Linked DNA regions of Homo sapiens: region 1 is linked to region 2. A link is a loop called in an ENCODE intact Hi-C map of the cell type or tissue named here. Cell type or tissue: heart right ventricle. All regions are shown on one strand. Each heading gives the region's core, and the rest is flanking DNA. Links, peaks and the distances in the headings are about the cores only. Region 1 holds the start of LOC124904910 (a long non-coding RNA gene). Region 2 overlaps JPH2 (junctophilin 2).

Region 1 (16,157 bases), core at 8,419-10,918, 180 kb before region 2:
TAAGGTGAATCAAGGTAATTTTGCAGAATGCGTTCTTGCACCGAAATGTCCCTGACCACATATCAGTGGTATAGACTGAACAGTGTGCTTCAGGGTCATGTGCTGAGTGCACTGATCACTCTGCTGTGGCCCAGGGCATCTGTACCTGTTGGACAAGATTATGATAATTCAGAAGTGAAGTAAAATGCCTCCCTCTGATGGCAAAAAGCCAACCTGTTTGCAAAATCACCCTTATTGAAGGGTGGCATGGCTGTGGTCCCTCCCTCCTGTTACTTGCATCACCAACCAAACTAAACCAAACCATACCTGGGCCTGTTCAGCTGGACTTGAAATCAGTTTCCTTTTTCTCTCCCCTTTGCAGCACTTTTCAGTTTCCAGCTTTGTCATTCTGTGGCCTTTGCTGTGACAATGCTGGGAAGGGTTAGAAATCCTGTCACCTCCATCCACAAAGGCACAGTTCCACGCCCTGTGATAAGATATCCCCTCTTCTCTCCCAGACTGTCTCCTTAAGCCTTTCAAACTGAGCCCCTTGCTGTTGGGGTAATCACCCTTAAGGCCGCCTTGATGCCCCTCTCTCCAATCAAGTCCAATAGTAGCATTAACTGAGAAGCACTACACCTGACTGGCTTCACTGAAGCTTAAGTGGTTGAGGATGAATCTTCGGTGTAAAATCTTTTACTATAAGGATATATTTTAAATATTTCATATCCCATCAAGTTGGAGGTTAATTTTATCCATCACAATGAGTCATGATTTGTTGCACCCAAAAGGAGCAGAAACACAGGTGATGAGATATGGGAGGTGGCACCATGGTGCTTTGGAGGCGTTGGTAAGATGTGACCCTCTGTTGCCTATGCCCATAAACCAGTGGTGGGAGTGGCCATGGAGTAGATGGCAGGGGCTTGTTGAAGGGATTGAAAGCTCTCCTAGGCTAGGCATGGTGGCTCACACCTGTAATCCTAGCACTTTGGGAGGCTGAGATGGGAGGATCACTTGAGGTTGGGCCAGCCTAGCCAACATGATAAAACCCCGTCTCGACTAAAAATACAAAAATTAGCCAGGTGTGGTGGTACACGCCTGTAATCCCAGCTACTCGGGAGGCTGGGGCAGGAGAATCGCTTGAACCCAGGAGGCAGAGGTTGCAGTGAGCTAGGATCACGCCACTGCACTCCAGCCTGAGCGACAGAGTGAGACTCTGTCTCAAAAAAAAAAAAGGCTCTCCAAAGTGTCATGTTCAGCACCAAAAGGGAATAGGCACAGGGTGACCCCAGAAGTTCATTTGTGACACTTAAATCTCCAGATATTTATCCCACGTGGGTCTGATGCGGGCTCAGCACTAAATTAACTGTATGTGGAAAGTGTCAATTGCAGAGCCTTCTGTATCGATGAGGCTTCCGCCACTTGTCCATGCTTAGCCCCCTTGCCTCTTCCTTGGGAGCATGCTTTCTATTCCTATGTGAAACAGCCTGACATAAGTGAAAGGATTTGGGCTCAAGCAAACATGAGATGTGGGTTCATATCTTGGCACCACTCCTGATAGCTGTGTGATCATGGCAAACCTCGTTTTCATCGTCTGTCAGGTGGAGATGAAGAGAAATGGTGCATGTAAAGTGCTCAGCATCTGTGCTTAGCAGGCCATAGTCTCCCTGCCTCCTTTTTCTTGAGTAAGCCTTTAGAACTTTCTGACTCCTCTAGAGAAGGCAGAGAAACGAATATATTTTGGGTGCCATTTGGAGTCTGGGTCTTTTGTTAAAATTGTCCTGTATTATGTTGAAAAGTGTCGGTTACCCCCAGGCTCTGGGGGCATCTGTGATCATAGAATACTGCCATGCTTATTTTGCCTTTCTATGTTGAGATTAATTCACTGACGCCTCATTTTCCACGTGCATCTGTCATAGTCTGGGTACCAGATTGTATTTAGAGAATGGCTCTTGCCACTGTTATGTACACACAGATCGTGTGTGTAAACAAGCAAATTAAAGTAAACTGAGATAATGAAATCCCATATTTCAGCATTTTGTGTGTTCTTTTCTAATACTCTTAAGGAAGCGCAGAGCCCAATAAACCTCAGCGCACTTCGTGAAAGTAGGTAATTCTTTCTCAATTTAACTTGTCATATACGGGTTATTTTATGGCTAGAGTTGCTCCTGTTTTTCCCCGTATGTCTTGTAATATAAATGCATGTTCAGACATGTATTTATTAGCTTGACTTACTCCTTCCCTGTGTGCCACCTTCATGTCTTACAGTCCTGAGGTCAGGATCAGCCAGACTTGGGAGCAGTTCTCTTGGTAAAAAGTGAAGTAGGCCTCACAGAAGCAACACTGAAGAGCACTTTCAAAGTTTACTCAGATGAGGTCACCTTTGCAAGTGCTTTGTAGTCCTGGAGGCCTGTACACATGTGAGAGCTTCTTGTGCCTTTTAGTGCCCACTCGTTTGTCAGCCTGACCTGCTTGGCACGTCCAGGAAGTGTCTGTTGAAAGCTCCGTGGCTCCAGGATCAGAATCCCCTCCTGTTGCAGAACTTCCCTGTTCAGATTCCTTTGGCAGCAACAAACCCTTCTTGGGCTCACACTGTGAGCTGGGAGCTGGGGTGGAATGATAAACTCCCCTCCGCGTGGAGATTGTGGTTCAAAGTCCATCCTTTTGTAGCTTAAGCTGTGTGCTGGTGTTGCAAAGATGAATTTGGTCCATCTCTGCCTTGGAAGAGTTTTCACTCTCATGGAGAAGAACCAATCCTGCCATAAAGGGTTCTGAGTGCTGGGGCAAGGTCAGGGCCAAGAACATAAAGCAGGGAACAACCAGAGGCCCTGGAGAGTCAGGGAATATTTTCAAAGAAGGCAGCAATTCTTTGGGTTTTGATGGATGAGGAGGAGTTCAAGCAGTTAGGCAGAGAAGGGAATCCAAGGCAGTGGGGACAGCACACACAAAGGCTCATAGATATGTTACCATGATTTTTATGCGGACATCCATTTTCAAGAAGCCTCACTTTCCTGTCATTTTTAAAAGCAACTGAGATTGGAAGGAAGTTAGCCTTAAAGGACTGTGAGTGGAGATCATAGATACTCCCTGCTGTAACATAAAGAGCACTCAGTGCTGTGGTTTGAATATATTTTCCAAAGTTCATGTCTTGGAAACTTAATCCCCAATGCAACAGCATTGAGGTGGGACCATTAAGAGGTAATCAGGTTATGAGGCCTCTGGCCTCATGAATGGGTTAATGCCAGTATTTGGGGAGTGGGTTTGTTACCATGAGAGGAGCATCTTTATAAAGGATGAGTTTGTCCCCTAGCCCCCAAAATCTTTGGCCCTTTTGCCTTCCACTATAGGATGATGTAGCAAGAAGGCCCTAGCCAGATGCCAGCCCTTTGATCTTGGACTTCCCAGCCTCTAGAACTGTAAGAAGTCACTGTTCTTTATAAGTTACCCAGTCTGTGGTCTTGTGTTATAGCAGCACAAAATGGACTAAGATGCTCAGCTGGAAGTTAGAGCACCTGGCTTTGAGGTGGGTTCTGCTGCTGGTTTTTCCACTCTTTTGTGTGACCTTGAACTAGTCACTCAACATCTCTGGGTTTCAATTTCCTCCTGTAATAAACGATGGGGTTGGACTGGATAATCTCACCAACTCTTTGAATCTTTTCTACTGTTTCTCTGTTCTGCTTGATGAAAAGTTCTTCCCAAGCTGACTATGGCTTTTATTTTTGGAAACAACATGAAAAGAAACTCCCACTCAGAGCTGTTGTGGCAGCTGGTTTCTTGGTGAATGATGGGGGAAGCAGACCTCTGGGTGGACTTTGTTGCAGCCCTGCCTCCTTTTTCTCTACATCAACACACAAATGTAGTTCAGGCCTGGTTGCGCATGTTCACATAGGTTTAATGGACATGGGGAGCTGGACCTAATTCCCAGAGGAATAAACTGCAGAGGTCTTATTTATTTGTAATATTTATTTATTTATTTGAGACATAGTCTTGTCTTACCCAAGCTAGAGTGCAGTTGCTAGTGTCGGGTCACTGCAACCTCCACCTTCTGGCTTCAAGCAGTGCTCATGCCTCAGCCTCCCACGTAGCTGGGATTACAGGCGTGCGCCACCATGCCTAGCTAATTTTTGTATTTTTAGTAGAGACGGGATTTCACCATGTTGGCCAGGCTGGTCTCGAACCCCTGACCTCAGGTGATCCACCCACCTTGGCCTCCCAAAGTGCTGGGATTACAGCAGTGCGCTACTGTGCCTGGCCAGCTCTTTTAAAAAGTCTCAAAAATAAAAACATTTTTGAGAGCTGTCAAGAAGGTAGGTTCTGTTAGGAGAAATCCTTTACAGTTTAAACACCTTTAGAAACTGTCCCAGAAACCTCGAATACAGTCTCTGGGGAGTTTTAAAGTTGAACACACACAGTACAGAAAACAGGGATTCTCATACCTTAGGAGAAGGGAGGTAAGCTGGTCGCACCTGTTTAGATAGCAACCTAGCGTGTCCGTAATTGGTGGGTTCTTGGTCTCACTGACTTAAAGAATGAAGCCGCGGACCCTCGCGGTGAGTGTTACAGCTCTTAAGGTGGTGCGTCTGGAGTTTGTTCCTTCTGATGTTCAGATATGTTCGGAGTTTCTTCCTTCTGGTGGGTTCGTGATGTCTCTGGCTCAGGAGTGAAGCTGCAGACCTTCGCGGTGACTGTTACAGCTCTTAAGGCGGCTTGTCTGGAGTTGTTCGTTCCTCCTGGTGGGCTTGTGGTCTCGCTGGCTTCAGGAGTGAAGCTGCAGACTTTCGGGGTGAGTGTTACAGCTCATAAAAGCAGTGTGGACCCAAAGAGTGAGTAGCAGCAAGATTTATTGCAGAGTGAAAGAACAAAGCTTCCGCAGTGTGGAAAGGGACCCAAGCGGGTTGCCACTGCTGGATCGGGCAGCCTGCTTTTATTCTCTTATCTGGCCCCACCCACATCCTGCTGATGGGTAGAGCCTAGTGGTCTGTTTTGACAGGACGCCGATTGGTGCGTTTACAATCCCTGAGCTAGACCCAAAGGTTCTCCACGTCCCCACCAGATTAGTTAGATACAGAGTATCAACACAAAGGTTCTCCAAGGCCCCACCAGAGTAGCTAGATACAGAGTGTCGATTGGTGCGTTCACAAACCCTGAGCTAGACACAGGGTGCTGATTGGTGTGTTTACACACCTTGAGCTAGATACAGAGTGCCGATTGGTGTATTTACAATCCCTGAGCTAGACATAAAGGTTCTCCACGTCCCCACCAGACTCAGGAGCCCAGGTGGCTTTACCCAGTGGATCCCGCACCGGGGCTGCAGGTGGAGCTGCCTGCCAGTCCCACGCCATGCGCCCGCACTCCTCAGCCCTTGGGTGGTCGATGGGACTGGGCGCCGTGGAGTAGGGGGCGGCGCTCATCGGGGAGGCTCGGGCCGCACAGGAGCCCATGGAGGAGGTGGGAGGCTCAGGCATGGCAGGGCTGCAGGTCCCGAGCCCTGCTCCGCGGGAAGGCAGCTAAGGCCCGGTGAGAAATCGAGCGCAGCGCCGGTGGGCTGGCACTGCTGGGGGACCCAGTACACCCTCCGCAGCCGCTGGCCTGGGTGCTAAGCCTCTTATTGCCCGGGTCCGGCAGGGCCGGCCGGCTGTTCCGAGTGCGGGGCCCGCCAAGCCCACGCCCTCCCGGAACTCCAGCTAGCCCGCAAGCGCCGCGCGCAGCCCAGGTTCCCGCTCGCTCCTCTCGGTCCACACCTCCCTGCAAGCTGAGGGAGCCGGCTCCCGCCTTAGCCAGCCCAGAAAGGGGCTCCCACAGTGCAGCGGTGGGCTGAAGGGCTCCTCAAGTGCCGCCAAAGTGGGAGCCCAGGCAGAGGAGGCGCCGAGAGCGAGCAAGGGCTGTGAGGACTGCCAGCACGCTGTCACCTCTCACTAGTAGTAGGCCAGGCGCGGTGGCTCATGCCTGTAATCCCAGCACTGTGGGAGGCCGAGGTGGGCAGATCACCTGAGATCAGGAGTTTGAGACCAGCCTGGCCAATATGGTGAAGCCCTGTCTCTACTAAAAATACAAAAATTAGCCGGGCGTGGTGCCGTGCGCCTGTAATCCCAACTACTTGGGAGGCTGAGGCAGGAGAATCACTTGAACCCAGGAGGCAGAGGTGGCAGTGAGCCGAGATCGTGCCGCTGCACTCCAGCCTGAGAAATAGAGTGAGACTCCCTCTCAAAAACAAAACGAAACAAAACAAAAAACACTTAAAATGTGTAGACCCAGTGATTTCAATCTAGGGATTTGGGCTTTAGAAATGCTTCAAGAAGTGAGCAAAGCTAAGGACGAAGGTTTCATTACAGCTGTCTGTAAGAGTGAAAGATTATCAAGAACCTAAATGCCCATCGGTTATAGCAACTCCATTTTAGTGATAAATGCAGTCACTGCAAAGAATAAGTGATCTCACCACCACAAAGAAGGCGAGGAGGAATAAAAAGAATAAGTGGTATATGTCTAGTGTAGAACCTGGAGGTAGAAAGCCACAGGCTCATGTTGGCTATAACTCACAGCCGTGTGTTCTTGACCAAGTCAATGTCTCTGAGCATCAGTTTCTGAAGCATGTGGTGGGGTTAATAGTGCCTCAACTTACTCAGCATTCACTGCCCCAACAGCTGAGGAGCACCAGGTATACCAGGCTCAGTACTAGGCACAGGGGATGCACCATTAACTCAGAGAGACACAGACCTGCCCTCAGCAGGTCTACAGTCTAGCTGGGCATAGACAGTGAAAGGAGAGTCCCCAAAGTGTGCTGAGGGTCAAAAGCAGGGTGTTTTCCGAATCTACCCTGACACTGTCACCAGCTCAGGCAGAGATGGTTTATATAAAGCATTTAGAAAAGCAAAGGAATGGAGAGATTATCATGGACTGCGTTAGTTTAAATCCTTACTCTGTCACACTCTGGCTGTTCCTTAACAAGTTCCTTGACCTCTCTGGGCCACAGTTTCCTCATCTGTAAAATGGGTATAAGAACTTACCTTAAAGGGTTGTGAGAACTAAATGAATTAACACTTGTACTCAGAACAGGAACTAGTGAGGCCGGGCATGGTGGCTCATGCCTGTAATCCCAGCACTTTTGGAGGCTGAGGTGGGCGGATCATTTGAGGTCAGGAGTTTGAGACCAGCCTGGCCAACATGGAGAAACCCCATTTTTACTAAAAATACAAAAAAAAAAAAAAAAAAAATAGCCGGGCGTGGTGGTGGGTGCCTTTAGTCCCAGCTACTCAGCAGGCTGAGGCAGGAGAATCACTTGAACCCAGGAGGCAGAGGTTACAGTGAGCCAAGATTACACCAGTGCACTCCAGCCTGGGCAACACGGTGAGACTCGGTCTCAAAAAATAAATAAATAAAATAAAATAAAAAGAACAGGAACTAGCACGTGGGAGGTACTATATAAATGTCTTTCAAGTGCACAGTAAATCTCTGATGTGCCAGCAGAACCATAACTTACTTTAAAATCAGGGGGAAAAAACCCATGCATGTGACTTTTAAATTTTTATTGACTCATGGGTAGTCAAAATATACCATCAGGGTAGGCTCAGTGGCTCATGCCTGTAATCCCAGCACTTTGGGAGGTCAAGGAGGGCGGATCGCTTGAGCTCAGGAGTTTGAGACCAACCTGGGCAACATGGCAAAACCCTGTCTCTACTAAAAATAAAAAAAAAAAATTAGCCGGACATGGTGGTATGCGCCTGTGGTCCCAGTTACTCGGGAGACTGCAGGGAGCCAAGACTGCACCATTGCACTCCAGCCTGGGTGACAGAGCGAGACCCTGTCTCAAAAAAAGAAAAAAGTGCAGTTAGTGAATGTGGAAGGCCGGGTCCCCGTGCTCCAGCCTCTGCAGTCTGGTTTCAGGGTTCACTAGGGGATGAGGGAGAATAAGAACTGTTTTTTAGGAGAGCTGTAAAAAGAAAGGGCACATTGTGTCTGTGGTGTCCTTTTGGCTAAGGTTAAGTAGGTCCCCATCTTATTTGAGGTGCTATCTGCCCAAAGGTGAGCTAAGGGCTGCCTGGCACTAGTTCCTGGGCTGCTTAGTTTTGGGGACCAGGCTGGGGGCCTTCTCACTGAGCCCTGCCACTTGCCATGTCTTCTCTGTCAGGGTGTGGCTGCCCAGGGCATGTGCATCTGGGGTGTGGGAGTGCCTAGGAGGTAGGTGGGTGGGAGCCTGGGAGCCACCTCTGGTTAGCCTGTTAATTTCTAAAGTTATTGGGGGTCGGGTGCAGTGGCTCACACCTGTAATCCCAGCATTTTGGGAGGTTGAGGTGGGCGGATCACTTGAGGGCAGGAGTTCAAGACCAGCCTGGCCAACATGGTGAAACCCCATCTCTACTAAAAATACAAAAATTAGCCAGGCACAGTGGTACCTGCCTGTAATCCCAGCTACTCAGGAGGCTGAGGCAGGAGAATCGCTTGAACCCGGGAGACAGAGGTTGCAGTGACCAGAGATGGCACCACTGCACTGTAGCCTGGGCTACAGAGTGAGACTCCATCTCAAAAAAAAAAAAGAAAAAGAAAAAGTTATTGGGGCCCTGCCCTAACAAGCTGCTGTAGTTAATTTTCCACCCTCCACTCCTCTCAGCCCTTCCTGCCTTCTGCCTGCATTTCCTGATCATGCTCCATCTGCCAGGCACACCCCCCGCCGTGCTGATGGGAGTGGTATGGGGTGAATGGATGGGGACATAAGTGGACTCTCTTCTGGAGTTATTAGAAGCACTCGACCTGGAGCCAAGCAGACCGCGTTCCAGATCTGCCAATCAGCTCCTCAGCTGTATGATCTTGGGCAAATCACTTCGTTTTTCTGAGCTGGTTACTCAACTACGAAGTGAGGATAATACTTTCTGCCACACTAGTCTTTAATTGTCTTTTTTATTTTATTTATTTATTTTTTTGAGACGGAGTTTTGCTCTTGTTGCCCAGGCTAGAGTGCAACGGCGCGATCTTGGCTCACCACAACCTCTGCCTCCTGGGTTCAAGCAGTTCTCCTGCCTCAGCCTCCTGAGTAGCTGGGATTATAGGCATGCACCACTACGCCCGAGTAATTTTGTATTTTTAGTACAGACAGGGTTTCTCCATTTTGGTCGGGCTGATCTCAAACTCCCGACCTCAGGTGATCTGCCCGCCTCGGCCTCCCAAAGTGCTGCGATTACAGGCGTGAGCCACCGTGCCTGGCCATCTTTAATTGCCTTAATGAAGTCACGGGTTGGAAAATATAAGTTTTAAAATGTCAGGCACCTATGGGGGCTACGTAATATTATATTTTTGCCTAAGGATGTCTCTCTCAGAAGCCTGGGCACTATAGTTCCTAAATATCCCCCAACAACCCTGAAATGACTTAGTATCATCAATATAATAATAAAGCAACCATGAATAACATTAATAACAAGCATTTGTTCCTCATTTTTTTATTTAGGGTCTGACATTTTTACTGTATTTTCTCACCTGTAGTTACCAACAACCTACACCATAGAGAAAATAGCAAAGGCTTTGGCTCCTAACACATCTGATGCTTCATATCCCAGCTCTGCCATTGTATTAGAGATTGCTGTAATAATGAAACCGCCTTTGCAAAATTATAGTAGGAAATTATGACAGTGAAAGAAATCAGACCTAACCGACTCCATCTTGCATCTAACCTTTAAGCTGTCCTTGTTCATTCCTGGGTGTAGGCCAAACTAACTTTGGAAAGGAACTCAGTTCATGGTTTGACTCGGAAACAAAATTGATAATAGCCGTTTCCCAAAAAGACCCTCTTCTTGCCTGAGGGCCAGTCTGCCTTTGCAGGACTAACAAATTAGCTACAAGATTAGAAATTACACTTCAGGGGTCATGCAGTCCCTGGCTCCAAGAATCTGAACACCCCCAAATTGCTCCTGGGGATAACAACACTGCTGTAAAACCTAAGATCAGTGCTTGAGATATTTTGCAAATCCTGCACTCCATGGATCAGCTGACACTAACCAGACCGGTAACTGGGCTCAACCAGTTCTGCCATTCAACCCAGGAACAGAAGACAGCAAGAAAACCTTACTTCAACCCCCTATGATTCCATCTCCAACCTGACCCATCAGCACTCCCCACTTCCCAAGCCCCTGCCTGCCAAATTATTTTTATTTTTCTTATTTATTTTTTACTTTATTTTTTTGAGATGGAATCTCACTCTGTCACTCAGGCTGGAGTGCAACAGTGTGACCTCAGCTCACTGCAACCTCCGCCTCCTGGGTTCAAGCGACTCTCCTCTCTCAGCCTCCCATGTAGCTGGGACTACAGGCACGTGCCACCACACCCGGCTAATTTTTGTATTTTTAGTAGAGATGGGGTTTCACCATGTTGGCCAGGCTGGTCTCGAACTCCTGACCTCAAGGTGATCCACCCGCCTCGGCCTCCCAAAGCGCTAGGATTATAGATGTGAGCCACTGCACCCAGCAACCCAAATTATTTTTAAAAACTCTGATCCCTGAATACTTGGAGAGACCGATTTGAGTAATAATAAAACTCCGGTCTCCTGCACAGCTGGCTCTAGGTGAATTACCCTCTCTTCATTGCAATTCTTCTGTCTTGATACATTGGGTGTGTCTAGGTAGTGGGTAAGGTGAACCCATTGGGTGGTTACAATAATGCTTTACAACAAGCCACCTCCAAACTCACAGGCTTACAAATGCTCACAGATCAACTGCAGCTCTGCTGGTATGGGCTGGCCTCAGCTGGTGAGTTCCGCATCAGGCTGCCCATTGGCTACACTTGGCTCCAGGCCACAGCTGGGCTCTGCTGTTCCACTTGTTTCATTCTGGTGTCCAGGCTTAAAGGGCAGCAACTGTATGGGGGCATGCTCTTCTCATCAAGACCACTGAGGCACCCAAACCTTGGCCAAACCATACAGCACATTTAAAGCCTCTGCTTGGCTGGGCGCGCTGGCTCATGCCTGTAATCCCAGCACTTTGGGAGGCCAAGGTGGGCAGAGCACCTGAGGCCAGGAGTTTGAAACCAGCCTGGTCAACATTGGTGAAACCCCGTCTCTACTAAAAATACAAAAAATTAGCTAGTCATGGTGGTGTGTGCCTGTAATCCCAGCTACTGGGGAGGCTGAGGTAGGAGAGTCACTTGAACCCAAGAGACAGAGGCTGCAGTGAGCCAAGATCGTGCCACCGCATTCCAGCCTGGGCAACAAGAGCAAAACTCCATCTCAATACATACATACATAAATAAATAAAATAAGGCCTCTGCTCCTGACACATCCTTCCTCTAACCTTCTGTGGGCGCATCAATGGGGCAGGGAATAAACTCTACCGACAGTGGGAGGTCCTGCAAAGTTTCATGTCAAAGGCCAGGAATGTACAATCCAATTGGGGAAGACGAATAGTCTAATCTACTGCCTTTACCTTCAGTACTTGAACTCTCTGAGCCTCAGTTTTCTCATCCATGAAACATAAAAACTGCACTTCTCAGGGTTAGAAATAATTTATGTAAATTTCAGAGTGCATAGTTAGTAGTCAATGAATGGAAGCTATTATTATCAGCTCCATTTCAGAGATGAGAAAACTAAGGCCTTTAGGTAATGTAGGTTGCTAGAAAGGAACCAAACAGGTCTTTGGAGATAAGCTGATGTGATCTAGGCAATTGAGTCTGTGACTTTGGCAGTGAGGAACCAATGAGCTAAAGAAAATATGCCCTTTAGAAGCCCTTACTGTCCTCCCCAGCAGGAATCCTGTAATGATGGAGAGACCTTTCTTAACAGTCTAAACTTTGGGGACACCTACTACCACAGTCCTGGCAGTGTTGTCCATCAGACTACTGAACTCTGATAGCCACCGTCGTCTTCATTTCTGAAGCACCTGATGGCAACTCATAGAAGGCTGGGCAGCTGACAGATTTCTGGGTAAATGCCTATGTATTGACACTTCCTGTCTCCCACTCTGGATTTTCTCCATGATGTTCTGAGAGACAGAATGGGACCAGGAGCCAGGCATGGTGGTGCACGCCTGTAGTTCCAGCAACTCAGGAGGCTGAGATGGGAGGATCACTTGAGCCCAGGAGTTTGAGGCTGCAGTGAGCTATGATCTCACCACTGCACTCCAGCCTGGGCAACAACAGAGTGAGACTCTGTCTCTAAAAATAAAAATAAAAATAATGGGACCAGGGAAAGGACTCCTAGGGCTCTAGTCCTCTTACAGTGGGATCCTGACCAAACCAGACATCACCCCATGCAGGGCCTTGGTGTCCCATATGTAGAACAGGTGGGTGAGGGGTTTCCAATGTCTTCCAGCCCATACCGAGTCTGCCATTTTCTTTCTTTCTCCTCCTCTCCTCTCCTCTCCTCTTTTCTCTCTCTCTCCCCTTCCCTCCTTCCTTTCTTCTTTCCTTCCTCCCTCCCTCCCTCCCTTCTCTCTCTCTGTTTCTCTCTTTCTCCTTCCTTCCTTCCTTCCTTCCTCCCTCCCTCTCTCTCTTTCTTTCTTTCAAGACAAAGTCTCCCTCTTGTTGCCCAGGCTGGAGTGCAGTGGCGCAATCTCGGCTCACTGCAACCTCCGCCTCCCAGTTCAAGCAATTCTCCTGCTTCAGCCTCCCCCTAGTAGCTGGGATTACAGGCGGGCACCACCATGCCTGGCTAACTTGTATTTTTAGTAGAGACAGGGTTTTACTATGTTGGCCAGGTTGGTCTCAAACTCCTGACCTCAGGTGATCCACCCATCTTGGCCTCCCAACGTGCTGGGATTACAGGTGTGAGCCACCGCGCCCAGCCAGAGTCTGCCATTTTCTCCAGCAGTCTACCTGATCTTCTTCTCATTCACAGTTATTCCTTATGCCAGAGGCTGCTAGCTGTCCAGGAAAATCTGTTCTCTTCTTCCTTAGCAATAGACTACCCAGCCAGATACTACATTTCCCAGCCTCCTTTGCAGCTGGGTGAGGCCCTCCATTCTTACCATTGGAATGTGAGCGGAAGTGATATGTTGCTCTTTCAAGTCTAGGCCTTAAACTATTGGGCATATGTTCCTCCATCGTCTCTTTCCTGTCCTATCACATAAAACCCGGCTTCTCATGATCGAGTTTTGACCATGCAGATGAAGACAATGCACTGGAAGGTGGAGTAACAGTCAGCAAACAGACACCGGCCAGTCTGCACCACTGAACTTGTTAATGGGAGATAACTGAACTTCCCCTACCCCTTTTAAAGATTTTAGTGATGGGGTTTCACTTTGTTTTCCAGGCTGGATTTGAACTCCTGGGCTTAAGCGATCCTCCTGCCTCAGCCTCCCCAAGATAACTGAACTTTTACTCTCTTTTTTTTTTTTGAGATGGAGTCTTGCTCTGTTGCCCAAGCTGGAGTACAGTGGCGCCATCTCAGCTCACTGCAACCTCCGCCTCCCAGGTTCAAGCAGTTCTTCTGCCTCAGCCTCCCGAGTAGCTGGGATTACAGGTGACTCCCACCATGCCCGGCTAATTGTTGTATTTTTAGTAGAGACAGGGTTTCACCATGTTGGCTGGTCTCAACTCCTGACCTCATGATCTGCCTATCTCGGCCTCCCAAAGTGCTAGGATTACAGGTGTGAGCCACCATACCTGAACTTTTACGCTCTTAAGCTCCAGGTGTTTCTTCCCTCTTGTTAAAACAGCTCAGCGTTCACCCTAATGATTCTGCACTTCCCAGCCCCTGTATTCCATCTCCTTTATTCCCACTTCTCCAAGCTGGGGTTCCTCATTCTCTTCATGCAGATATCCTTAGAAAAGCTACTGTGTGTTGGCCATTTATTGGAGACAGCTCATTTGGGCAACAGTCTTTCCACAGATTCTAGGAAGAGTTGCCAGCTCTTCTAACAACTGAAGACCCTCCCTGTCTCCAAACCGAGATGGGAGTTTCTCTGTCTTTGCTGTGGGCAGTCATCCCCAAATCTCAGCAGACTCTTCCTGCTGATCAGTCTTTCACTTATTGTTCTGGCCAAAATTGCTTTCCATCCTGCTTCCAGAGTTCCCCTTACCTTCAAGCAATATTGCTCTCTTCTTCAGCCCCAAAGCTGGAGGCTCCCTGGGGGTGGGGACTGGGTCCTATTTAATGACTCTGGCCCAGGGTAGGTGCTTCCGGAGTGTTTGTAAATGGATTCTCCTCCTTGTCCTCCTGCTAGGGATCCCGAGCCCAGGGCAACACTAATCTGCTTCTGCTCCAGCAGACAGAAGAGGCTGACTGGAAGCATCCTCCCAGCTCTAATCCTTGGGACCCCCCAAACAGGCATCTGTGCTTTCTCCCTGGAAGTGAAATGGTCAAAACACCTGTCAGAGAGTCAAGAGAGCTGTGCTCAGATCTGACTCCACCTTGACTTTGTGTGCAACCTTGGGTGAGCTACTTAATCTCACTGAGCCTCAACTTCTTCATCTGAACAAGGAGTATGTGTAACACTCTGTGCCCTTTCTGCATCTTAGGGTGGTCTTAAGGGTCAGATGTTTGTGATGGTACTTGAAAGCACCACGATAATTGCTTTAGCATGGTTTCCTCAGAAACAGACTCTGAGATGAGATTTACATTTAGAAGGTTTATTGGGAAGTGCTCTTGGAAACATCACCTGCAAGGGAGTGAGACAAGCAGGGAAGGGCAGAGAGAGAAGTTGAACTATGATGCAGTTGTTCCAGAACCTTAGCTGATCCTGTGGAGAGTTGTGGGTCTCGGATGGCCCTTCAGAGATGTCCTAAATTGAAGTAAGGAGGGTCAGACCTTTCTATCTCTGTACCTACCAGTCGCTGGATGTAAGCTACCCTTAGGGAACTGGAGTAACCTTGAATGAGACAGCTCCCTTCAGCTGAGGCAGTGCCCCAAGAGGGACTCAGCTGTGAGCCATTAACAGCCAATCCTCCCAGCCACTGGGGGAGCAAGGGTGGCAGTCCCAGTACCTATTACAACAACAATATAAATAACCCATGCAACTGTAATAATAACTGGAATAATAACATTCTATTGCAAATGTACAGCACTTGATTAATTTATAAAGTAATCTCACAATCATTATCTTAGTTCCTCAACATAATCTGCAGAGGTAAGTAGGGGGTGAATTTTTAACTTTGTATTTGAGGCGAGGGACCTGAAGTTCAGCAGGGTTAGTGTCCTGGGCGATGCCCGTTGACTCTGACCTCCACCCTTCCCCTCCACGTGCTCCTCTGTATCCCCAGGATGGGAAGCCTGCATTGTGCATTTCTCATCCTGCTTTCCTCTGGGCTCTGCTAGTGGAAGACACTGGTGGAGATTGGGAGGTGGAGGAAACGAGGACATTTTTAATTTTTTCTCTGATTCTAGAAATGGGCTCTGACAGTGGCAGTGGGTGACTGAAGGTGACTATAGATGATCCTGGGCTCTAACAACATGAAAAGCATTTTAGCAATCAGCAGGAGTGGGGGTTTCTGTTTTTTTTTTTTTCAGCAGCAGCAGTGAAGTAACATGAGCTTCAGTAGCGACAGCAGTGCCCCCAGTCATTCAGTAGCAATGGCAGGCTCATGGGCTCCATTCCATTATTCACATACAGTTTGGACCCCTGTGGGTAAAATCAGATGAATCTGCCAACCTTGAACCTCCAAATCAACCCAGGTCCTCTTTAACAGTGGAAGCAGCCCTCCTCCTCTTCTGAGAAGATCATTCTCTTGCTGGAAGACTCGTAATGACCTCATCCAAGACAGTTTCCTGCAAGGGGGTGCCTCACCTCAAGGCCAACTCCAGCACCCTTCACTGCTTCCAGACCCTTACACACCCCAGGAGAGCAAGTTCAAAGTCTGACCCAAAGAGAGTCTATGATACCAAAGAATAAAAATGTTTTGTTGATGTATGTTGACAGAGACCTGGGGGAGTATGTGTGGCAATGGAACATAAAGATGCCAGACCAAGAAGAACAAACCATATTAGGCTGGGTTAAATTTATGGATATTCATGCATTTTCTGGAGAGTCTAGATTTAATATGTTATCTCAGCATTTGCGAGTGACTCTAATGGTTTCCTGGATTGACTGACTGAAACCTGGACTTAGTGGTGGTCTACATTCATTGAAGTTGAGATGCTAGAATTTCCCTAAGATACTATTAAGGGAGGAATTCGAAGTTTTAAGGAAATAGAAATGTTGGGATGGATTTACTATGTACGGTTTTTTAAAATATCATGGGGTGACATCTTTCTTTTTTAATTTTAA
Region 2 (15,782 bases), core at 13,283-15,782:
ATATCCATTTCTCAAACACGTGGTATTGGTAGGATCCAGTTTCTTGCAGCCTATTAGACTGAGGGGCTCAATTCCTCTCCAACATGGCAGCTTGCTTCAGCAAAGCCAGCAAGAGACTCTGGTGGCAAGAGAGAAGTCACAGTCTAAACGAATCATGGAAGTGACATCCCATGACTTTTGCATATTCTGTTCTTTAGATGCATGTCTCTAGGTCCAGCCCACACTCAGGGGGAAGGGATTACGCTAGGATGGGAATACAGGAGCCATATGAGAAATCTGCCTGACATCTCTTACTTTGAAGAAGAGAAAACCAATGCACAGAGGGACTAATTGACTTGTCTAGGTGAAAGCTAGTAAGTCAGGGATTCACACCCACATAGCATGACTTCAGATTCCATGCTATTAACCACCATGCCTCAAAAATGGAATCTTTATTGTGTTCACAGCCCTGATAAAAAATAGGTGTGTACACTGTGTTATAAATGGAGGCCCCCCAAAAAACGAAAAAATAATAGGTGTGCACCTGGACAGACAAGGAAGGCTCAAAAGCTAAAATAGCTATTGCATTAGCAAAGTGACGTCAGCGCACTGTTGCTTTAATGTAATGGTTTTTATAGTTTGTAAAATTTTAAAATCAGGCATAGATTTTTTGAAAAGGAAGTTTCCCCGTGTGGTTTTGGAGTGCTCTGTCAGCTCATGCAGTGAAAGCCTCTTTGCCAGCAGCTAGATCCAGGTTGAACTGCAGGGTCCACTACTCTGTTGGTTGGTGGAGGAGGAGCAAGGCCCGAGGTTCCCTCCCTGTCATTTCATTGGTTGCCAAAGTGCAGCCAGATCTCCGTCCTGCACAGTCAGCCAGGTGATGCCAGGCCCCAGAGAACCAGACTTTCTTGCAGATGTGAAGGATGTGGGGAACATGCTGGTAACCCAGCCCCAGGCCCTCTCAGACAGGCAGCAGGAATATCAGGAATATAAAACTCGGGGGCCTCTTGATATCCCTGGGGGACAAGACTGGGCTGAGGCAACCACAGCTGCTGGGCCCTGTAGAAAGTGGGCAGGAGCTGAAGCGGTGCAGCAGATGCAGGGGTCAGCAAAGGCTTTTGTGCCAGGGAGTCCTGGGTTTGGGCTCAAGCCAACTCTGGACTTACTAGCTATGAGCCATGGGCAAATGATTTTCTGAGCCTGCGTTTCTTCCGCTGTAAAGTGCATCATCTTGAGGATGACATGAGATCACACAGGTTGTTTTGTTTTGTTTTGTTTTGTTGCTGCAGTAACAAATTACTACAAACTCGGTGGCTTAAAACAATACAGATATATTCTTTTACAGTTCTGGAGGTCGGAAGTCTAAAGTCAGATTTCCTTCTGGAGGCTCAAAGGGGAGGATCTTTGTGCTTGTCTTTTCAACCCCTGCTGGCCCTCTGCATTCCTGAGCTTATGGCACCTTCCTCTGTCTTCAAAACACATCACTCCCATCTCTGCTCCCATCATCACATTGGCTTCTCCTCTTCTGTTATCAAATCTCCCTCTTATAAGGACACCTGTGGTTACATTTAGGGCCTTCCTGTCTAATCCAGGATGATCTATCTCAAGATCCTTTATTTAATCACACCTGCAAAGCCCTCTTTGCCATAGAAGGTAACATCCACGGGTTCCAGACACTAGGACCAAATATCTTTGGGGCCATTATTCATTGATGCCTTTGGCTGAGTGTCTGGCGCATAGTTAGCTCTCAGGAAGCAGCAATGGTTTTGTTTTTTTTGTTTTTTTTTTTTTTTTTGAGACAGCCTGGCTCTGTTGCCCAGGCCAGAGTGCAGTGGCGCAATCTCGGCTCACTGCAACCTTTGCCTCCTGGATTCAAGCAATTCTCCTGTCTCAGCCTCTCTAGTAGCTAGGATTACAGATGCGCACCACTGCGCCCAGCAAATTTTTGTATTTTTAGTAGAGACGAAGTTTCACCATGTTGGCCAGGCTGGTCTTGAACTCCTGACCTCAAGTGATCCACCTGCCTCTGCCTCCCAAAGTGCTGGGATTATAGGTGTGAGCCGCCGCGCCCGGCCGCTAAGCAGCAACACTTATTACTTTGCCCGGTCTTCTAGGCTGAGAGCTCACACACCCACTCCCTCACTAGAGGAGGCTTCACTCCAGCTGGAGGCTGGGGGATTTCAGTGGAGCTTCCAAGATGGAGAGGTTCTACATAGGGCCTGAGGGCTATCACAGCCCCCAACCTCAGAATCCCCAACACCACCCTTACTCCTCACCTCAACTAGAACAAATCTGCATCGAGCTTGCTGTGTGCCAGGCCCTGTTCCCAGTGCTTTCTGCTGGTCAGTTCTCTCTCTAATCCCCACAAGCTTATGAGATAGGGGCTCTTCATAACCTCGTTTTACAGATGGAAAAATCAAAGCACAGAGAATTTCAGTAAGTCACCAACAGTCATGCAGCTGTGTTCCTAACCAACTTGGAATACACTACCATGTTAACCGGGTACTGTGACATGCCCCTGTAATCTGAGTTATTTGGGAGGCTGAAGTGGGAGGATAACTTGAGCCCAGGAGTTCAAGGTTGCAGTGAGCTATGATTGCACCACTGCACCCAAGCCTGGGCAACAGAGCGAGACTCTGTATCTTTAAAAAAAAAATGTTAAAAAGAAAAAGACGAAAATATTAATAGCAATTTTTTATTTTTAAAAATGCTCATTTTCCAAAATTTTCTTTGAGGAAGCCATTTTATTTTTATAGTGCATACAATATGTCTTATATTAATATTTATAATATAAAAATAATAAAATACAAATTATGAACATGTCACCCACCCCATGGGCTTTCTCCTGCCCCATAGGCTTGTTCTGCACTCAAGACTTTTTACTTGGTCTTGTCTCTCTTAGCAGACTCTACAACCTTCAAGAGCAGGGGCCATGTCTGCCTTCATTATTACTTTGATTATAACGAGAATGAGCAAATGATCTAACCTCCCTGTGCCTCAGTTTCCTCATCTGTAAAGTGGTGGTAGTACCTACCTCAGAGGGTGGGATGAGCCCTTAGGTTATTTCCCATTTTTTCTTATTAGAAACAGTGTTTGTAGAAGTAAGTAGAAGAACTAAAACCATAAAATTCTTAGATGAAAATATGAGTAAATTTTTTTGACCTTGGATTAGGCAAAACCTTCTTAGCTATGACAAAAGCACAAGTGACAAAAGATAGCTAAATTGGACTCCATTAAAATAAAATAACTTTTGTACTTCAAAGGAAGAAAGTGAAAAGACAGCCCAGAGAATGGGAAAACTATTTGTAAATCATATATATGATAAGTGACTTGCATAAGAATATATAAAGAAATTTTACAACTCAATAATAAGAAGGAAAAAAATCCAATTAAAATCTGGCAACGGATCTGGATAGACATTTATCCTAAGAAGATATACAAGCAGCCGTGAAGCACATAGATGCTCAACATCCATTAGCCATCAGGGAAATGCAAATCAAAACCACAATGACATGGCACTTCCCAAACCTCTAGTATGGCAACAATCAAAACGAAGGATGGGCCGGGCGCGGTGGCTCACGCCTGTAATCCCAGCACTTTGGGAGGCTGAGGCGGGTGGATCACGAGGTCAGGAGATGAGACCATCCTGGCTAACATGATGAAACCCCGTCTCTACTAAAAAATACAAAAAAAAATCAGCCAGGCATGGTGTCGGGTGCCTGTAATCCCAGGTACTCGGGAGGCTGAGGCAGGAGAATCACTTGTACCCGGGAGGCAGAGGTTGCAGTGAGCTGAGATTGCGCCACTGCACTCCAGCCTGGGCGACAGAGCGAGACTCCGTTTCCAAAAAAAAAAAAAAAGAAGGATGATATCAAGTATTAGGGAGGATGTGGAGAAACTGGAACTCTCGTGTATTACCAATGGAACATAATATGATAATATGGTACAGCCATCTCAAGACCAGTTTGGCAGATCCTCAAAAAGTTAAACATAGAGTTACCACAGGACCCAGCAATTCTGCTCCTAGGTATATACTCAAGAGGAATAAAAACATGTCCACCCAAAAACCTGTACACAGATGTCCATAGCAGCATTATTCATAGTAACCAAAAAGTGGAAAGCACCCTAATGTCCATCAACTATTGAACAGGTAAACAAAATATGGTTTATCCACACAATGGAATATTAGTTAGCAATAAAAAGGAATGAAGTACTGATGCATGCTACAATGTGGGTGAACCCTGAAATGATGTTTAGATGACACATCCATATGTTGGCAAATGATAGAATTTTGGAAGTGAATGCTGGTCAGCATTGTTATAATAGTAACAGAAACAATAATGATAGCTAATATTTGTTACGTGCTCAGTTCATGCTAAGCACATTTGTGCTATCTCATTTCAGACTCCCAGTAATTTTGTGAGATTATCCCCCATTTCAGAGTTGAAGAAACTGAGGCCAGAGAGCAAAGGTCAGATATCTAGATGATGGTGCTACAAATTGGGCTTGAGTTTGTGCCCTTAACCTGTCTTGTGAGGGGCTTCCCAGGAGGGCACTGCCTGCCTCATTGACCACTGTCCATGTCTCTAGCACCCAGTTCTGGGCTCCACATAGCAGGGGCTCAGCACACATTTGCCGAATGAGAATGAATGGAGTCCTGGGTGGGGAGAGGAAGGTCCCATGGGTCAGGGCTCCCTGACTGCACCTGCATCCTTGGGGGCGGAGGGGGCTTTCTCCTAGGGAGTTCTCTGGGCCAGTGACTGGACACCCAGCTGTGGTCCTTCCTCTAGATTAGCCTGACCATGGTTGTTCTGGGGTAGATGGTCATGACCAGCCAGAGCTGGGGATGAGGGGCTATTTTGGGAGAGGGTAGGGCAGTGACATCGGAAGCATCCCCACCTCAGGAAGACGCTGGGCAGCATTTTCCCTGTAATCACCTGAGCATCCTCCAGAGAGGCTGGCAGTGGCCTGAGCCAGGGACCCTGATTATCTGCCCCCATCATCCAAACCTACCATGGGATTCCTGGGCTGAAGGATTTTTAAAATTATTATTATACTAAAGTGAACAATTCAGTGGCATTTAGGACATTCAGGATTTCTGTTTCAGTCCCCTTCAAAACACTGTGCCCCCTCCCCCCCTTCTTCCTTCCTTCCTCCCTTCCTTCCTTCCTTCCTTCCTCCCTCCCTCCCTCCCTCCCTCCCTCCCTCTCTCTTTTTCTTCTGATATAGGGTCTTGCTTTGTCACTCAGGCTGAAGTGCAGTGGCATAATCATAGCTCACTGCAGCCTTGACCTCCTGGGCTCAAGCAATCCTCCCACCTCAGCCTTCCAAGTAGCGGGGTCCATTAGCCACCATGCCTGGCTAATGTTTTTATTTTTATTTTTTGTAGAGACGGGGTCTCACTGTGTTGCCCAGGCTAAAACTGCACTTCTCATTTTATGTAACAAGCCCTTAGGTAGCACTTCCTGTGTTCTGAGCCACGTGACTGTAACTAATTTACTCCTCACATCATTCCTTGGAGACGCGTGCCCTTATTATTCCCATTTTACAGATGAGGAGACTGGGCTTAAGGTGATGAGGAGCAGAGCCAGGGTCTGCACCCGGGCAATCTGGCCAGAGTTACCGCCTCTTTGCCACTCCACCATGTGGTTTATAGACTTTGCTCTGAGCCCCTGCTCATCCATGGACTTCCAGAAATGTTGCCTGATTGACCTGGCAGGGCTGCATTGGGCTGCGAGCTCCCCAGGCGGCTGCTGGGTCCTATTCATTTCCATCCTTGGCCCCAGCACATGACGGACCTGGCTCAGAAGTGGTACCAGGAAGGCAGCAGCTTGGTGTCATGGGTAAGAGCTTGGGCAGGTTCACTTTCTAGTGTGTGACCTTGAGAACGTGCCTCCAGCTCTCTGAGGCCATATGTGTTTACACAGGAGGCCATGGCGTAAGGCTGGTCACACAGTGCTCAACAAATAACCAAGATTAATATTATTCATAATAATAGTAGAGGAGACATTCATTGAGTGAATACATTAGTACAGGGGTCGGCAGACTTTTGTAAAGGACTAGATGGTAAATATTGTGGTGTTTGTAGGTCATATGGTCTCTATGACAACTACTCTAGACAATATGAATGAGCATAGTTGTGTTTCAACAAAATTTTGTTTACAGGGACACAGATATCTGGATTTCATATAATTTTCATGTGTCACAAAATGTTACTTTTTTTTTTTTTTTTTTGAGCCAGAGTCTCACTCTGTCACCCAGGCTGGAGTTGGAGTACAGTGGTGCAATCTTGGCTCACTGCAACCTCTGCCTCCCAGATTCAAGTGATTCTCTGCCTCAGCCTTCTAAGTAGCTGGGACTACAGGTGCGCACCACCGTGCCCAGCTGATTTTTGTATTTTTTGGTAGAGACAGGGTTTCGGCATGTTGGCCAGGCTGGTCTTGATCTCCTAGTCTCAAGTGATCCACCCGCCTCAGCATCCCATAGTGCTGGGATTACATGCGTGAGCCACCATGCCTGGCCTTACTTTTTTTTTTTTCTAACCATTCAAATATATAAAAACCATTCATGGGTGGTACAAAAGCTGGCAGCAGGCTGGGTTTAGCCTACCACTGTCATCTGCTGACCCGTGCCCTGGAATGTAACCTCTGCAAGGGATTTTTGTTTCCTTTCTTTCTTTTTTACTTTTTTTTTTAAGATAGAGTTGGGATCTTGCTGTGTTGCCCAGGCTGGTCTCAAACTCCTGGCCTCAAGTGATCCTCCTGCCTCAGCCTTCCAAAGTGCTGGGATTACAGGTGTGAGCCACTGTGCCTGACCATACAAGGGATTTTTGGATGTTCAGTTTGCCTCTATGTCTTCAGTGCCCAGAAAAGTGCCTAGCACATAGTAGGCACTCCATAAAGTTGTATTAAATGAATGAACCAATACATACAGGTGGGTCTTAAACTGACTCTTTAAGGCCAGGATCGCGGCAGGAGGGGAGAGAGCCTTCCAGGTCGGGGAACAGCCTAAGCAAAGGCCTAGAGTCAGGGCAAGTCCGGTGAGGGTCCCCCTTTGGCCCCATAAAGCCACCAATGCCTAGTGGAGACAACTGGGAAACAACCAAGCAGTTATGGGCCTGGGAGGAGAGATGGGGAAAGGAGGCCAGGGTGGGGGCAGGTGCTTTTAGAAGTTGCTCTATTGGGTGAGAGCCCTGCTCCTATCCCAGAAACACCAGCCTTATTTTTAACCCTGCTGACGAAAGTTAATCCGAACGAAATCAAGAAGAGTCTCCCTGTTCCTCCCCCGGCCCCAGTGACTGCTCCCTTCCCCCAAGCAGGGTCAGAGCCATCCTCCAGACCCTCACCCAGAGGCATGGATCCAGAGATGGTGAGTGGTCAGCAGAGCAGGAATGCTTCCTGCATTTCCCCAGCAGGGCCTTGATTCAGGGAGGGACCCTGGTGCTAAAAGGAAAACATCCAAGGCTCCTAGGGGGTTGAGCAGTCTGGGAACAACTTCAAGATGGAGCTGGCTTTTCTCTCCGCCGAACACGTGCTTCTCAAACTTAAGTCAGAATCTGGAATATAAAACACAGATTCCTAGGCTCGTTCCCTTCAAATTCCGATGAGTCGGTCTGGGCAGAGCCCGAGAATTTGTATATCTGAGCTTCCGGGTGATGAAGATACTGGGTGGGGGTCACGGACTGCATTAGGAGAGGCACTGGCCTAGAAGCAATAGCCTCCCAGCCACAGTCATTCCGCCTGCCCTTCACCCCGTGAGCTGCTGGTATACCCCATCCAGACTGCCTTGGGCAAGGGTCTGGAGAGCCTCGAAGGCCATACTAAGTAGCTAGGGTTTTATTTTGAGCACAGTAGGAAGCCTTGCAAAGATTTGAAGCAAGGGGTGAGGCCACGGGTGTGTGGTTAAGCAAGCTCGCTGAGCCGCTGTGTGTAGGAGCAGCTGTAGGAGTGAGCCTGCAGGCAGGGGAGACCCATGGGAAGGGGTGCAGGAGGAGTGGCAGAGGGTTCTAAGAGTTATAAAGGGAGCCGGAGAGACCAGTGTTGGTGATTGATGGGCTGTGGATGTGGAAGGAGGTGGGGAGGGAGGGTGCTGAAGAACACCGGGATTCCTGGCCTGAAGGCTGGGATCAGAGATTGGGAGCATGGGACAGGGGAGAAGGGCTGATAGGATGCAGCGGGCCGGGTGGTTGGAGATGGACAGGGAGTATGCTTGCTTCCAGCACAGCAGCCCTCATTGCCCTGGGCTGTGTGGCCGCCCCTGTTCTGGCTGTGCACAGTGGGTCCCCCAGAATCTTCCAGGGCTGTGGGGAGAGGCTGCCTTTCCTGCCTGAGGAGTCCTCAACCCAGCTTCCAAAGGCACCAGAAAGTGGGCATCTTTCTGCTCACATGACCAAAAAAAGGGCATTTTCTCAGTTTGAAGGCTTGCCCAGCCCTTTCCCTCCTCCTCCCTCCTGGGGTTTCATGTGCCCAGAGAAGTGGCTCTAAAAAGTTTAGAACTTTGTCTCACACATACTCACGTGCAGGCAAAAATAAGCCTGGGGATATGCATGTAGCACACTCAGTTTTGATGTACAGATGTCATTCTCCTCCTCCTCTTTCACCACCGCCACCAACACCCCATCATCGTCATCATCAAGACCAAACACTTTCACGCGTTGCCTCTCACTTAGTTTTCACGGCAACTTCAGGAGGGGAGAATTACTATCTCCACTTTACAGATGAAGAAACTGAGGCACAGAGAGGTAAAGCCATGCATGCACCCAAGGTCCTAGACTCCCAGTGGGGTGAGGTGAGTGAGTAAGTGAGGGATCCAAGTGCAGGGTCCAATCCAGGCTTTATTTAAAATTTTCTTCATAGGTTGTTCATCAAGGATTTATTTTTGCATTAATTTAGACTTTTAAAATATTGCATTAAAATGTGATTCCTCTTGATCACTGAGTTTTTTGGCAACCCCATAAATTTTGCCCCTGAGGCGAGTGCCTCGGTCATCTCATTCTGTCCCTGGCCTTGGCAGAGCCCAAATTGGAATCCAGGCCTGTTAATTCTAAAACTGTGTGCTCTTAACTCTTCCCTAGGCTGTCTCCTTGCCCCTACATATGTGCACGCCTGCATGCGTGCCTTCAGCCATGTATTCATTCAGTAAGCATTACTATGGCAATATGGCATAGTGGAGAGGCAGGGGCTTGGACATCAGACAGCTCCAGGTTTAGAATCTTACTCTGCTGCTTGTTATTGAATGGAAATTGAGCCTGTGGTTAGGATACAGACTCTAGATCCCAGAATGCTTTGGTTTGAATCCTTACTCTGGTACTTACTAGCTATGTAAGCTTGGGTGAATTCTTTTTTTCTTTCTGAGATGCAGTCTTGCTCAGTTGCCCAGGCTGGAGTGCAATGGTGTGATAATAGCTCACTGCAGCCTCGATCTCCTGGGCTCAAGCAATCCCCCCGCTGACCTCAGCCTCCTGAGTAGCTGGGACTACAGGTGTGCGCCACCACACCTGGCTAATTTTTTTTTTTTAATTGTTAGTAGAGACAAGGTCTTGGTATGTTGCTTAGGCTGGTCTTGAACTCCTGAGCTCAAGTGATCTTCCTGCCTCAGCCTCCCAAAGTGCTGGGATTACAAGCACGAGCCACCATGCTGGCTTGGGTTCTTTAGAATACTCCTTTGCCTTGGATGTCTCCTCTGTAGAGAGGGATGATAGGAATAACATCTACCCTGTAGAGTTATTGGGGGGTTAAGTTAATTTCTGTAAAGCCCTTGGCATATACTAAGTGCTTTGTAAATGTTAACTCCTATTTTGTTTCCTTGAGCAAGACACCTTTCTGAACCTCAGTTTCCCCACCTGTGAAGTAGGGACCGGTAAACACTACCTCACTACCTCACAGTTTTGAGGTTTGTAAGGGATAAAAGCCCTGGTGCCTAGTAGAAGCTTAAGGGAATTTATCCCCCTTACCGTGCGCCCAGTTCTCTGCTGTAGACTGAGATAAAGACACACACACATCAGCTCCCCAGGGAATTAACTCATCTGTAGAGAGTGGACACTCTGACTTGGCTTTGCAGCTCCTCGAAGGCACAAAGCTCTTCCTCAGTCTCAGAGTCTTTGCACATGCCCTTCTGTCTACCTGGCTCATTGACCCGCCCACCTCTTAGGGGCCTAACGTATGTGTTTCTTCAAGTCTCAACTCAAATGTCAACTTCCTCAAGGAATCCTTTCCTGACCAGCCCACCTCCACCACCCATCAACATTAAGTCTTTCTGTCCTGCATTTTCATTGTATTCTCTACTCCTCCTTCACGGCATATTTCACAATTATAATTAGGTACTTTTTATTTAATTGCATTTTATTAAATAGTTTTTGTGTCTGTTTACTAGCCAGCTCCCTCATCTGACAGTAGCCTTTCTGGTCCACAGAGTCTCTGTCCTCAGTTCCTGGCCATGCTCAGCTCCTGGCACAGGCTCTGGCACATGCTCAGCTACTGGTATAGAGCAAGCTTGTCTAACCCTTGCCCATGGGCCCCATGCAGCCCAGGACAGCTTTGAATGTGGCCCAACACGAATTCGTAAACTCTATTAAAATGTTATGGGATTTTTTTTGTGATTTGTTTTTTTTAAGCTTATCAGCTATCGTTAGTGTTAGTGTATTTTCTGTGTGGTCCATGACAATTCTTCTTCTTCTGGCCCATGGAAGCCAAAAGATTGGACACCACTGCCCTAGAGTTACGTTGCCTGGGTTCAAAATCCCAGTTCCTGCACTTCAGGACTCTGTGACCTTGGGCAAATTGCTTAACCTGTTTGCACTTCAATTTTCTTTTCTGTAAAATAGGGATAATAATAACAGCACCAGCTTCCTAAGGCATTAGAATGAGCATATGAGATAATCTTCATAACTCCTTTAGAACCATGCCTGGCCCATTAGGAAATTGGACTGTTATTACTTTAGTAGGTACTTCTGTGAGTTAAGCTAAGCTGACAGCTGAAACAGACATCTCCCAAATCTCAGGTACTTAAGACAATGAATATTTAAAATTTGCTCCTGTCACGTGCAACTGTGGGGCTGTGGGAAGGGGCTTTGCTCCATGCAATCATTTATGGGCTCACATTTCTTAACTTGGAGTCCACAGGAGGGTCTGTGGATAGATTTCAGGGGTCCATGAACTTGGACGGTGTAGGTTAGATTCCCTAGAAGTAGAGCCTGAAGTGGGGATTCTTGTGTAAGTGATTTACTGAGGGAGGCTTTCAGGAGAGAGAAGAATGAGAGGCAGGATGGCGTAGGGAAGGAGATGAGCTGAGATGTGGTCTCAGCTGGAGACCTGCTTCAGCCAGTCCACCGGGGGCTCTGGAGCATGGATTGTACCTGCTGCAGCTGGAGTTCCTTCCTCTTGAGGCAAGAGGAGGCTGACCAGTACCAGTCATTGGTATGGGCTGCCTAGGTTTAGGGGTAGGCAGGGCAGGATTTTTTTTTTTTTTTTTTTTTTGAGATGGAGTCTCACCCTGTTGCCCAGGCTGGAATGCACTGGCGCAATCTCGGCTCACTGCAAGCTCCGCCTCCTGGGTTCATGCCATTCTCCTGCCTTAGCCTCCCGAGTACCTGGGACTACAGGCGCCCGCCACCATGCCCGGCTAATTTTTTGTATTTTTTAGTAGAGATGGGGTTTCACCATGTTAGCCAGGATGGTCTCCATCTCCTGACCTCGTGATCCGCCTGCCTTGGCCTCCCAAAGTGTTGGGATTACAGGCGTGAGCCACCGTGCCTGGCTGGCAGGGCAGTATTTTAACTTCTGGAACAAGGTGGCTTCTATGGGCTACAATTCTCTGGGGTAGTAAGGAGCCATTAGCAGCCAACACTCACATCAGCCGGGGGTAGGCACATTTGCCCAGTGAAGGGATCTGCATAGGGCACCAGAAGTACCCACTACAATGAGAAAAGCTACATCTGTATTTTTATTAACTCCAACTGAAATGTAGCCTTCTCTTCAATTATGGAAATAGGCAATAAACCATAATAGTAGTAGTAGCAGCTGTGACTTTGTCACCAATAGAAATCTCATATATTTTCATGTCATATTATATGTTGTAATTAGATATCCTTGAAATATCCTTTATGCTTATCTATACTTTAAAATTACAGTAGTTAACAGACCTGATATTTTGTTTAATGTGATTATAAAGATATAGATTATTATTTTACAAATGTGTTCTTTTAAATATTTTGGAAACAGTATGTCAAGTAACTGCATCCTTTTGTAATCCTATGTATATTATTATGCATTCAAAAACATTATTCTGAGAAGGGATCCATAGGCTTCACCACACTGCCAAAGGGATCTGTGACACAGAAGTTAAGTCCCTATTCTGGGGACTCAGCCTGCTCTGCATTCAACCAGCAATGCTGGGGAAAAAAGAGAGGGCACAGAAGTTTTTATGGGCCAAGCCTGGAAATAGCATACATGATGTCTTCCCATAATGCACTGGCCAGAACTCAGTCACCTGACCACACCTAACTGCAAGGGAGGTTGGGAAAGGTAGTCTATCTAAGTGCTCAGAAAGAAGAAGAAATGATCTGGAGAATGCATAGCAGTCTGGGCCATGAGGCTCAATAAATATTCATTGACTGCCTGCGTGAAAGAATGCTGTGTTTAGCATGTCTCTTTGTGGGTTGGGGAGAAGGGGCAGAAGGCTGGTTCTCTGGAAGGATCCTGAGTCTTCTGCCACATTGTCTCCATAGGACAAGCCACGCCAAGGCCAAAGCTGAGGCAGCGGAACAGGCCGCCCTGGCTGCCAACCAGGAGTCCAACATTGCTCGCACTTTGGCCAGGGAGCTGGCTCCGGACTTCTACCAGCCAGGTAGGGCCAGCCAGGGAAGGATGGGCAGGGTAGGGCTATCCCTAGGGTGGGCGCTTTTCTTTGCTTACTGGAATCTGAGATGCCCAAGTGGTTTCCTGGATGCCCGTGAGTCTCAGAAACTGGGGCATGGTGCAAATGTGGGATGGGATGATGCAGGGGTAGGTGGGGAGACACATCTCTGCCTTCATGCTGAGCTCGAGGGGAGGGCAGCAGAGTCACTCCAAGTGGTCTTTTCTCTCTGCTCTGAGCAGGGAAGACAGTTGGAGCTGGTGAAGCTTAGAGGAGAGAAGTCACTGGTGGATGAGAGGGAAAAATGGCTTCTTGCACTTGCCCAACAGTTTCAGTCAAGCATTGAGCACTGTCCATGTGTCAGGCACTGTACCAGGCTCTGGGGTTACATAAGTGGGTTCCAAAATCTAGGGGAGCAGAGAGTCACAAAAACAACAGAGCTAGGGGTACCATAAACAGACTCTGCATTCATTCAAACCCTGATTCCGCTGCTTCCCAGCTGTGAGACTTTGAGTGAGGTGTTTAACCTCTGTAAACCTCAGTTTCCTGATCTGTAAAATGGTAGTAAGAATGGTGCCTGCTTTTTTGTGCATGGATTAAATGCATGTAAGGTACATTCCCAGTCCTCAGTAAGCTCTCAGTGACTGTGGCTGTTGTTTCATGATTATGGTTCCATTTCACACAGCAGGATGAGCACTGTGCGGTTAGAATGGGAGAGGAGGGAGCTCACAGGAAGCAGTTAGGCAAGAGGAAGTGTTAGAGAAGGCTGCCCTCAGGAGAGGCCATTTGAGCTGAATCTTGCAGGCTGAACAAGAGTCTATCAAGTCAGTGGGTCTCAAATTTGACACAGATTGCTGGGTCCACCCCCAGAGTTTCTGATTCAGTAGGTCTCAGGTGGAGCCCATGAATGAATGTGCATTTCTAAGGATCAGGCGATGTGGATACTGCTAGTCTGAGACCACACTTTGAGAGCTGCTGTACCAGATAGCGCTGGGTGGGATGAGTGGAGGAGGTGCAAAGGCACAGAAACTCGGACAGAGCAGCATGCCAGGAAGCCACATCACAAAGTAGGCTGTGGGTCCTGAGAATCGAGGCTGCAGAGTAAGGAGGACCTCCCGGCCTTGGTAGAGATCTGGCACATGGATAGAGTGGTGGGAACCCCTGAGGGACAGAGATGGGGATTCTCTGCGATGAAGGTTTTGTTTTTTTGTTTTTTTTGAGACGGAGTCTCGCTCTGTCACCAGGCTGGAGTGCAGTGGCGCGATCTCAGCTCACTGCAACTTCCGACTCCCTGGTTCAAGCAATTCTCCTGCCTCGGCCTCCTGAGTAGCTGGGATTACAGGCACGCGCCACCATGCCCAGCTAATTTTTGTATTTTTAGTAGAGACAGCATTTCACTATGTTGGCCAGGATCGTCTCGATCTCCTGACCTTGTGATCCGCGCGCCTCGGCCTCCCAAAGTGCTGGGATTACAGGCGTGAGCCACCGCGCCCAGCCATGAAGGGTTTTTAAGTTAATGACATGATCAGATGTGTGTTTTCTAAACGTGATCCTGGCTGCAGAAAGGAGGCCAAAGGAGGCCTGATGAAAAACCTAGGAGCGAAAACCTATGCCTGGGAGGATCCCTCACTTCTGGTCACAGCGCTCCCCCTGCTGGTCTATGCCGGTGCGGGGCCCTGAGCTCCGCCTTTGACATGCATTTTCTCAATCCTTCCATTCGTATTTATAAAATAGGTATGATCAGGCCCATGTTTCAGATAAGGGAATGGAAAGAGACGCGTGCCAAAGTAAAGGGCATCGCCTCTGGAGCCAGACTGCTGGGTGCTAGTCCTGGCTCTGCCCTTCGACAGCTGTGTGTCTTTGGGCAAGTGATTTAACCTCTCAGAGCCTCCCTTTGAGGTTCACAGTAGCATCAACTTCATAGGGATACTACAGGGATTAGATGAGTTAATATTTGGAAAGTGCTTGGAACAGTGCCTGGCACTTGGTCAGTGCTATGTGAGTGCCGACTGAGCCCATGAATGAGGCTCGAGAGGTGAAGTGGCTGGCCCAGGATCACCCAACAGTGGTGCGGGGTTCGAGCCCAGCCTCCCTGTGTTGCCCTGGCAGGTCCGGAATATCAGAAGCGCCGGCTGCTGCAGGAGATCCTGGAGAACTCGGAGAGCCTGCTGGAGCCCCCCGACCGGGGCGCCGGCGCAGCGGGCCTCCCACAGCCGCCCCGCGAGAGCCCGCAGCTGCACGAGCGTGAGACCCCTCGGCCCGAGGGTGGCTCCCCGTCACCGGCCGGGACGCCCCCGCAGCCCAAGCGGCCCAGGCCCGGGGTGTCCAAGGACGGCCTGCTGAGCCCAGGCGCCTGGAACGGCGAGCCCAGCGGTGAGGGCAGCCGGTCAGTCACTCCGTCCGAGGGCGCGGGCCGCCGCAGCCCCGCGCGTCCAGCCACCGAGCGCATGGCCATCGAGGCTCTGCAGGCACCGCCTGCGCCGTCGCGGGAGCCGGAGGTGGCGCTTTACCAGGGCTACCACAGCTATGCTGTGCGCACCACGCCGCCCGAGCCCCCACCCTTTGAGGACCAGCCCGAGCCCGAGGTCTCCGGGTCCGAGTCCGCGCCCTCGTCCCCGGCCACCGCCCCGCTGCAGGCCCCCACGCTCCGAGGCCCCGAGCCTGCACGCGAGACCCCCGCCAAGCTGGAGCCCAAGCCCATCATCCCCAAAGCCGAGCCCAGGGCCAAGGCCCGCAAGACTGAGGCTCGAGGGCTGACCAAGGCGGGGGCCAAGAAGAAGGCGCGGAAGGAGGCCGCACTGGCGGCAGAGGCGGAGGTGGAGGTGGAAGAGGTGAGGCTGTCGGGCAAGGTGTGCCTAAGGTCGGGTTCCCTAGAGGTAGCAGGGCTTGAGGGAGGATTCAGGGGCAGGGGATTTGGGGGTTGCTGGGGTGCGAGAGACCGAAGCAGGATA

Evidence for each region. Peaks named below come from ENCODE experiments on the same cell type or tissue, not always from the same donor. Only the 100,000 strongest peaks of a DNase experiment are listed, where the experiment ranks them.
Region 1: a loop joins it to region 2, with 3 times the contacts of the local background. A loop is called at or near these places in 4 of 110 quality-filtered maps.

What each region holds. Positions count from the first base shown.
Region 1 is chr20:44,288,688-44,304,844 of GRCh38, reverse strand. FITM2 (fat storage inducing transmembrane protein 2) reads left to right here. Exons shown (of 2, transcript NM_001080472.4): 2 at 1-2,005. LOC124904910 (a long non-coding RNA gene) reads left to right here and starts at 13,490. Exons shown (of 2, transcript XR_007067597.1): 1 at 13,490-14,327; 2 at 15,401-16,157. In heart right ventricle, for the core only: no CTCF peak of the experiment used is centred there; no DNase peak of the experiment used is centred there; H3K27ac peaks cover 1,436 bases.
Region 2 is chr20:44,115,545-44,131,326 of GRCh38, reverse strand. It overlaps JPH2 (junctophilin 2), which reads left to right. Exons shown (of 6, transcript NM_020433.5): 3 at 12,704-12,822; 4 at 14,941-15,662. Among named protein-coding and RNA genes, the nearest start is that of JPH2, 64 kb to the left of the region's middle. RefSeq lists an enhancer at 14,384-14,678. In heart right ventricle, for the core only: a CTCF peak has its summit at 14,497 (motif pointing left); a DNase peak (open chromatin) is centred at 14,486; H3K27ac peaks cover 1,930 bases; H3K27me3 peaks cover 534 bases.